2 separate regions of the Mus musculus genome follow, and region 1 is linked to region 2. The links are chromatin contacts, found by POLR2A ChIA-PET in ENCODE. All regions are on one chromosome and are shown on one strand. The core of a region is the stretch at or near the end of the contact, and the rest is flanking DNA. Distances in the headings are between cores, read along the strand shown. Region 1 holds the start of Lfng (LFNG O-fucosylpeptide 3-beta-N-acetylglucosaminyltransferase). Region 2 holds the start of Brat1 (BRCA1-associated ATM activator 1).

Region 1 (4,092 bases), core at 1,531-4,030, 98 kb before region 2:
CCTGCAGCCCCCACAAGAATGCGGTAAGGCTTTGACCTGCCGTTCCCTGTCCAGCCACCACAGTCAGAGCTGGTTGGTTCCTTACTCCATGGCCGACCCGGTCTCCCCTGCATGGCTCCTCTGTGGCAGGCATGGACACTGCACCAGCCCCTCTCTGGGCATCAGGTTGCTTTCTTTACAATGGGGAACATGAGGACTTGGTGGTAGCGGCTTGACATGGTCCCAGGCTTGGGATGAAGGCGCACCAAGACTGACAACCAGCTATGACTTGGTCAGGTGGGTATGGAAGGAAGGCATAGGTAGTTTGTTTCCTCTCCTGCCGTCAGAGACTTGATAAATGCCCACGAAGGTATCTTCCCTTTGGTTTAAATGGAAGCCATGCAGAAAGTTAGGGTGATTAGGGGACTTGAGCTATTGGGAAATGAAGACATTGTATGTGCGGGGTGGGGGGACACGGGGTAGGACCACCACAAGACATGTGGATACCAGGAGAGTCTTGAATTCATAGGTGACAACAGAGAGTCATGCTATAGTCTATTCTGTGTCTGTGTTTGTGTGAGAGAGAGACAGAGAGAGACAGAGAGACAGAGAGACAGAGACAGAGAGACACAGAGAAAGTAGAATGGAGGCTGCCAAGTGGTCCAGGAGAGGGGTCTCAAGGAGGAGCCTTAGACCTAAAACACTCGGAAGACACATAGATAGTTTTTGGTGGGAATGGATTAGCCCCTGAGGCTGAGGCTGGAACTGGGGTGAGTTTATTTGGAGAGCAGTCCAGCAGATAGCAGGTAGGACTTTTTCCTTGTCCTTGAGGGACCAGGCTCTGGCAGGAGGAGGAGGGGTTTATAGCAGGAGGTGACGCCATGGGAGCTTTGTCACTCGGGCACAGCCAGCACCATCTGCTTAGGCATCTGCCTACCAGAGGTGGTGCCTCCTAATTACCTGGGGGGAGGGGTCAGGAAGAAGCCTGGGAACCACCATATCCCACTCCCTCCCACCACAGAGGGGTTGCAGTGTCCCACAGGGCCCTCAGAGCAAATGGACCAGAGATCCACTCCTGGGTGGGGTGGGAGGCTGGGGGGTGGGGTGGGGTGGGGAGAGCCTGGCTACACATCAATTCAAAGTCATTTTATTTTATATTTGTGATAGGGTCTCATGTAGCTCAGGCTGGACTCAAACTCACTATTTGCCAAGGAATATTTGGTGCAGAGATGAACCGAGGCGTCATACATGCTAGGCAAACACTTTACCAACTTTGCCAGATGAGGTACATTTCAGGCGCTCTTTTACACGGCAGCAGGGGCTGACCCGATATTCACTCTGTAACTCAGGCTGCCTTTAAATGTTCAGCAATCGTCCAAGCCTGCTACATGGGCTATCATGTCTGTCTTCATTTTGAAAAGAATTTTGTTGAAAGCAGGTGTGCGTATGTGTATGTGCGTGCGTGCGTGCGTGTGTATAAATGTGTGTTGCTCAGGCCAAGTTGCACGTGTGGAGGTCAGAGGGCAACATATTGTTGGTTCTTTCTGACCATGTGGGTCCTGGGAAATAAACTCAAATCTGCCTAGGTGACAGTTGCGTTTGCCCACTGAACCATCTGGCCAGCCCCTGCAGTAAGTCTTTACCTGATCCAGCCTGATGCCTTCTTTTAACCTCCAAGAGAGGGACGGACATTAAGAAGAGTGTAGTAGAGAAATAATTAGAAATGATACTCCGGTCTAAAATATAAACGCTAGGGAGTCGGCGACAGAAGGAACAGCAGTTTATCCGTGGTGGCAGGGTGGGCTCAGACTTCCTTTGAAGGGGGACGCGGAAACTGAAGCCAACCAGACCCAGGGGCAGCCAGGCGGAGAGCCGCCCCCAGCTGCGCTCCCGGAAGATGCAGCAGGCTCGGGCTCGGACCCTGCTCCCACTCCAGGGGACCCTTGGCCATTTCCGGACCCGTAGCCTCTCACCCTACCATTAGGCGCACATTCCTGCCGCCCCCGCTCGTGCTAGGCGCAGGCAAGGCCCCCGCCCGTGGGAAGGGGGCCGTGTGCCGGGGAGGCGGGTCTGGGATGGCGCACAGCTGGGTCACATCTGGTAGGAGTGCGGAGGAACCAAATGGAACAGAAGGTAGCCTTTCATCCTTCGAGGAAAGAGGCTGCTTGAGTGTCTCCTCGCTACGGGGTGCCTGAGGTTTTTGGGGACCAACCCTCCCCATTTAGGAACATGATGCCAAGACAGGCCTGCCTGGGGGAGGAGGGAAGGATGGACCGACGGAGGGACGTAGAATTTTGTCACTGATACCCTTTTGCCTGAACTTCAGGTCCACTCCTAAGACATAAGTATCAGTAAGGGCAGCTCAAAATTAATCGCTCAGGACACACTGCAGGCTACCACTTTGGCTCAGTCAGCACCGTTCCCCAGGGAAGGAAACCCGCTCGGGGACAGGAAATGCACAGCGAGAAGCCAAGGATGTCGCCCGCGGAGGAGCACTGGCCCTATCACCCAGGTCCCAGCTTCGGGGGCGCGTCCTCCACGTGCAGCCGTGGCGGGCGTTGGTCAGGCTGGGTGTCTCCCAGAGCAGCTCCGGAGGGTGACTCGGCGCAGGCGGGACAGGCTCGTGCACAAAGGGGGCGGGTGCCGTGGGTACCCCAGCTGGGTGGTTCCCAGCCCCTTGTCCGTATCCCACGTGGGAAGGAGAGATCTCCCTAAAGGTTACGCCCCAAGGCTAGCAGCCAATTAGCGCGTGGAGGCGTGGCGGGCAGGGGAGGTTTAAGAGTTCCTGAAGCGAGAGGCGCGCAGCTGGACCGGGAGCCTCGGGCAGCCGGACCAGTTGGCACTGGGATAGATATTACGTGCGGCCGCCGGCCACCATGCTCCAGCGGTGCGGCCGGCGCCTGCTGCTGGCGCTGGTGGGCGCGCTGTTGGCTTGTCTCCTGGTGCTCACGGCCGACCCGCCACCGACTCCGATGCCCGCTGAGCGCGGACGGCGCGCGCTGCGTAGCCTGGCGGGCTCCTCTGGAGGAGCTCCGGCTTCAGGGTCCAGGGCGGCTGTGGATCCCGGAGTCCTCACCCGCGAGGTGCATAGCCTCTCCGAGTACTTCAGTCTACTCACCCGCGCGCGCAGAGACGCGGATCCACCGCCCGGGGTCGCTTCTCGCCAGGGCGACGGCCATCCGCGTCCCCCCGCCGAAGTTCTGTCCCCTCGCGACGTCTTCATCGCCGTCAAGACCACCAGAAAGTTTCACCGCGCGCGGCTCGATCTGCTGTTCGAGACCTGGATCTCGCGCCACAAGGAGATGGTGAGACCCAGCGCGGCCTGGGCAGGGGGATGAAGTGGGGATCACCCTCTGGTCCAACTGGTGACTGACGATAGCGGTTCCCGATGCGTTAATTGCTTTGGGTCTATCTGGGAAACGATGACACTGATAAATCCCATTACAGCCCCGTGTGGCTGCTGGGGTTCACTTTGCCTTACTACCCTGGAAGCTTCCTTCCGTGTTGCCCAGGGTCACCCCAGCCACATGCTCTGTGTCTGGATGAGTCGCCTCCAGCTTAGGGCTGGCTCTGTAACGCTTCTCCTAAACACTGGAGTGAATGGCCATATTTGTTCCTAAACTTTTTCGAGCAAATTGGCTCAGTTCCATCCTGGGTCCCCTTCACTCCCCTTCCTTCTTCCTGGGTGGAAGGTACGCCCCCTTGAAAGGGAGGGAGGAAAAGGCATAGCACACCCCTGGACCAGGCAAAGTGAAAGAAATGGGTGCTAGTTCTCCAGACTTGCTCAGAACCCTGACTTCAGTAGCTCAGCTCCCCCACCTCCTGTTAGACCAACTTCATACACATAATAAAAAGACACACCCCACTTTGAAAATCTCCCTGGAGGCTACAACAGGACCGTTGGGGCGGGAGAGCAGAGTGCACTGCGTGTGTGTGTGTGTGTGTGTGTGTGTGTGTGTGTGTGTGTGTGTGTGTGTGTAGGGGTGGGGGTAGATATTTGGTGTGAAGACTAAGACTCACTTTCCTTCCTGACCCAGCCCCAGTGAGACTTCGCTTTAGGACAGTGGAGGTTAAGAGGACAGGCTCCTATCTAGTCTTGGTCAAAGAGGGGCC
Region 2 (3,875 bases), core at 578-3,077:
AGCACACATTCATTTTTTTGAGTAAACAGCTCTCTGCAACTGGGTGGCTTTGCAACATTAAGCTTAATACAAGGATTCTCCTGGGAGGTTTTTTTTTTCTTGCTTGTCTAAGGACCCATGATTTGCCAAAGAATAACAGCCCAGACTCAGTATGTAAACGCAGAGTAGTTTTTTGGTTTTGTTTTTTTTAAGATTTTATTTATTAGCCTGGCAGTGGTGGAACATGCCTTTAATCCTAACACTTGGGAGGCAGAGGCAGAGGCAGAGGCAGGCAGATTTCTGAGTTTGAGGCTAGCCTGGTCTATAGAGTTCCAGGACAGTCAGAGCTACACAGTGAAACCCTGTTTATTTATTTAATGTGTATGACTACACAGTAGCTGTCTTCAGATACACCAGAATCCGTTACAGATGGCTGTGAGCCACCATGTGGTTGCTGGGAATTGAACTCAGGACTTCTAGGAAGAGCAGTCAGTGCTCTCAACAGCTGAGCCATCTCTCCAGCCTGCAGTGATATTTTCTGCAGAAGCCCAACATGCTGGGGTCTCCCATTACCAAGATAGAGACAACCAAGCTCACAGGTCTGATTTCCAGGGCAGATGAGCATTATCTTACTCTATCTCTAGGCATTCGGGAACCATGCCCTAAAAGAGATTGTGTGTGTGTGTGTGTGTGTGTATGTGTGTGTGTGAGACCTCGGGGCTGGGAACCAAACTCTGTTCCTCTGGAAGAGTAAAAGGTATTCTTTACCACTGACCCATCTCTCTAGTTCCCGATGGCCTACTTTTAATCTTTATTAGAAGAGCAGGCTGAAGTTGTGAAGAGTTGGTAACAATGGATGGCAGACAGAAGGCAAGCGGGGATAGAGGACTGGGGCTGTGAAGAGCTACAGAAATACAGGCTTTGGTGACTGGAGGGTCCTGACACTCTAGACCCCGGAGTTTAGCGCTACCCGCTGTGGGAACCGAGGGTTTCAGCACCGGCTGTGCTGACTCACCTGCTGCTGCCCACACCTAACGCTAAAGCTGAAAGCAAGGGCTAGAAGACCCAGTAAAATTCGGAGACCTTAAAAGCCTAGACACAAGGCGGGTGTGGTGGTGCACGCCTTTAATCCCAGCACTCCGGAGGCAGAGGCAGGCGGATTTCTGAGTTCGAGGCCAGCCTGGTCTACAAAGTGAGTTCCAGGACAGCCAGGGCTGTACAGAGAAACCCTGTCTCGAAAAACCAAAGGAAAAAAAAAAAAGCCTAGACACGTGGCCTGAGGCCAGCGAGGCCTTGCCTCCCAGCGGAAAGCCACGCCCACACCGAGCCCGCCTGGGGACGCTCCGCCCACTGCCTGCGTGGGCACGTACCATAGAACGCCCTGGCGGGGACGTGATAATTCCGAGAGATTGATACAGTGTGAAAATGCCAAACTGCACACAGCTGGAGCGCGTTTACAGGGTTTGAACCTTAGGGGTGATCGGAACGGCAGGGTCATCACTGGTCTCCAAGCGCGTCAACCCCGCTCTTTACACCCCTCCCCATGTCCGTCACGTGGTACAGACTTAGGGCGGGGCCTGTGGAGACGGAAACCCGAGCAACACTGAGGGGCGGAGCCTATAGCAACGTGGAGAGGAACTTCCGTCAGGGGCGGTGTCTGAGGGGTGGGGCCTCGTTGAAGGCGGAGTGAGACTTGAAGCTGGCGAGGTGGAGCCAATTCCCGCGGCGGGGCGGGGCCTGTGCTGTTGGGCCAGGCTCGCGTTGCGTGAAGCGAACTCTGAGATGGGGCAGGACCTGGGGAGGGCGGGGCCTCGGCCAGCGTAAAGCGGAATTTGCGGAGGGGAAGGCGGGGCCTGCCTTAGACACCGGAACCTCAGCGGGCGAGGCGCACGCAGGCCGGGGTGGAGATCCTGGTAAGGCGGAGTTCGAGCTTCGGCCAGGCAGTCTAATGGTGCATTTTGCACTCTCGGGCCTAATTCCCGTAGCGGAGGGATGCGGGGGCGGGATTAGAACCCCTAGGCTAACTCGCAGTCGCCGAGAGCGCACCTCTTACCCGGATTTGGGAGGTACGGACGATGCATGTCAGGGTCCAGACAGCACAAAAATCATTGCCCTCCAAGATGCATATTTCTGTCTTGAAGAGACACTTAGTTGGAGGCCGCGGGGTTGTCACTTGCAGCCTCTATCGACTTGGGCTGTGACACCCACCTTCCTGCGCACTCCTCCGTGGCTTGGAGGATTGTCTCATCCAGGTTTCTCTTGACCGTTGGGAACGGATTTAGGGATCAGGTGCCTGGGTGAACAGTCTCCTGCGCACCTGGCTGATCCCCTGACTGTTCTCGCAGCTAGGTTAATAGACAGCTACACCCCCACCCCATAACACCAAACCCCCAAGTTAACAGGCTTTGACAGCAAAGGCCTTGTGGCTCTGACTAACCTGTCCTCACCCACAGAGCAGCTTCTAGGGCTCAATCCTCTTGTCCAGGTTCCCCTGGACTGAGCTTAGCATCTTTGTGGACTTAAGAGTTCTGGTCCACAGGGCAGTGGTGGCTTGCCTTTAATCCCAGCACTTGGGAGGCAGAGGCAGGCGGATTCCTGAGTTCGAGGCCAGCCTGGTCTACAGAGTGAGTTCCAGGACAGCCAAGGCTACACAAAGAAACTCTGTCTCAGGAAAAAAAAAAAAAGAGTTCTGGTCCACGTGAAGTTGTCTGGGCCCATCCCCCAGTTAGGCTGCCTGTAACTAGGGTAGTTGGTATCAAATCTGTGGCTGACCTCTCCCTTCCTCTGTAGGAACTGCCTGCCTGATCATGGACCCAGAATGCTCCAGGCTCCTCCCGGCTCTCTGTGCTGTTTTGGCAGATCCCAGACAGCTGGTGGCAGATGACACCTGCTTGGAGAAACTGCTGGACTGGTTTAAAACAGTGACAGAGGCAGGTGAGGACACGGCTTAGAGAATTGTCCATCCACGTGGTGTCTTTACTTCATTTCCTTGAGGCCCTGTGGCTGTGGCTGATCAGGGAGAGGGGAGATGGAGTACTAGGGACTGACCTGAACTGTGGAGTCATGTAGTGACAGTCCCATTGGCTCCGACCACAGTTCACATTAGGAGTTTGCAGAGCACGCACCTACCTTGTTTTGCTGTCTTCTATGTATCTGGCTTGTCTTGAAGAAGTCAGATCTCTGGGTGGGTGTGGTGGGACCTGTCATCTAAAAGCCAAGACAAGAGGACATTAACAACGCTAAATTTGGGTTCAAGGCCAGCCAGAGTTACATCCTTTCTGTGTGGGTGGACCTTAATTTAATCACTGGCATTGTTGTATGTGTTTCCATTTTTTTTTTCTCCTGAAACAGGGTTTCTCTGTGTAGCTCTGGCTGTCCTGGAAATCACTTTGTAGACCAGGCTGACCTGGAACTCAGAGATCTGCCAGTGTCTGCCTCCTGAGCGCTGGGATTAAAGGAGTGCGCACACGACTCTTTTTTTTTTTTTTTTTTTTTTTTAAGTGCTATACTGGTTTTCCTTGAGCATGAGAGTTCCTGGGCAAATGAAAATTTTACCTCTCCTGTTTGATTGGTTGATCATGTTCTTCAGACAGGTTCCATTAGCCTTGTCTTGTCATTAATTCCTTCCTTCATTTCTTCTTTGGCTTATTCTGTTCTTTTTCTTTTCTTTTGAAGCATATTCTAACGTAGCCAAGGATGACCTTGAACCTCTGGTCCTCCCTTGTGTAGATCTGGATGCTGGGATGGTGCGGTATATACCATCACACCCTGTTTGTATTAGATGCTGAGGATAGAGCCAGGGCTTCCTACATAGCAGGCAAGCCCTTGATCAACTGAGCTTCAACCCCAGCCCTTACCTTTTCTTTTGTGTTTTGTCTCACCTGTTTTCTAAGTTA

What was found. ChIA-PET counts read pairs that join two places held with the same protein, here RNA polymerase II (POLR2A).
Region 1: POLR2A ChIA-PET joins it to region 2 with 14 read pairs in Patski. The contact joins the promoter of Lfng here to the promoter of Brat1 in region 2. POLR2A ChIA-PET finds 5 or more read pairs at or near these places in 2 of 5 experiments (Patski and embryonic stem cell).

Annotation. Positions count from the first base shown.
Region 1 is chr5:140,604,561-140,608,652 of GRCm38, forward strand. It overlaps Lfng (LFNG O-fucosylpeptide 3-beta-N-acetylglucosaminyltransferase), which reads left to right and starts at 2,781. Exons shown (of 8, transcript NM_008494.3): 1 at 2,781-3,284. The coding sequence starts at 2,856.
Region 2 is chr5:140,703,184-140,707,058 of GRCm38, forward strand. Brat1 (BRCA1-associated ATM activator 1) reads left to right here and starts at 1,828. Exons shown (of 14, transcript NM_181066.3): 1 at 1,828-1,892; 2 at 2,770-2,913. The coding sequence starts at 2,787.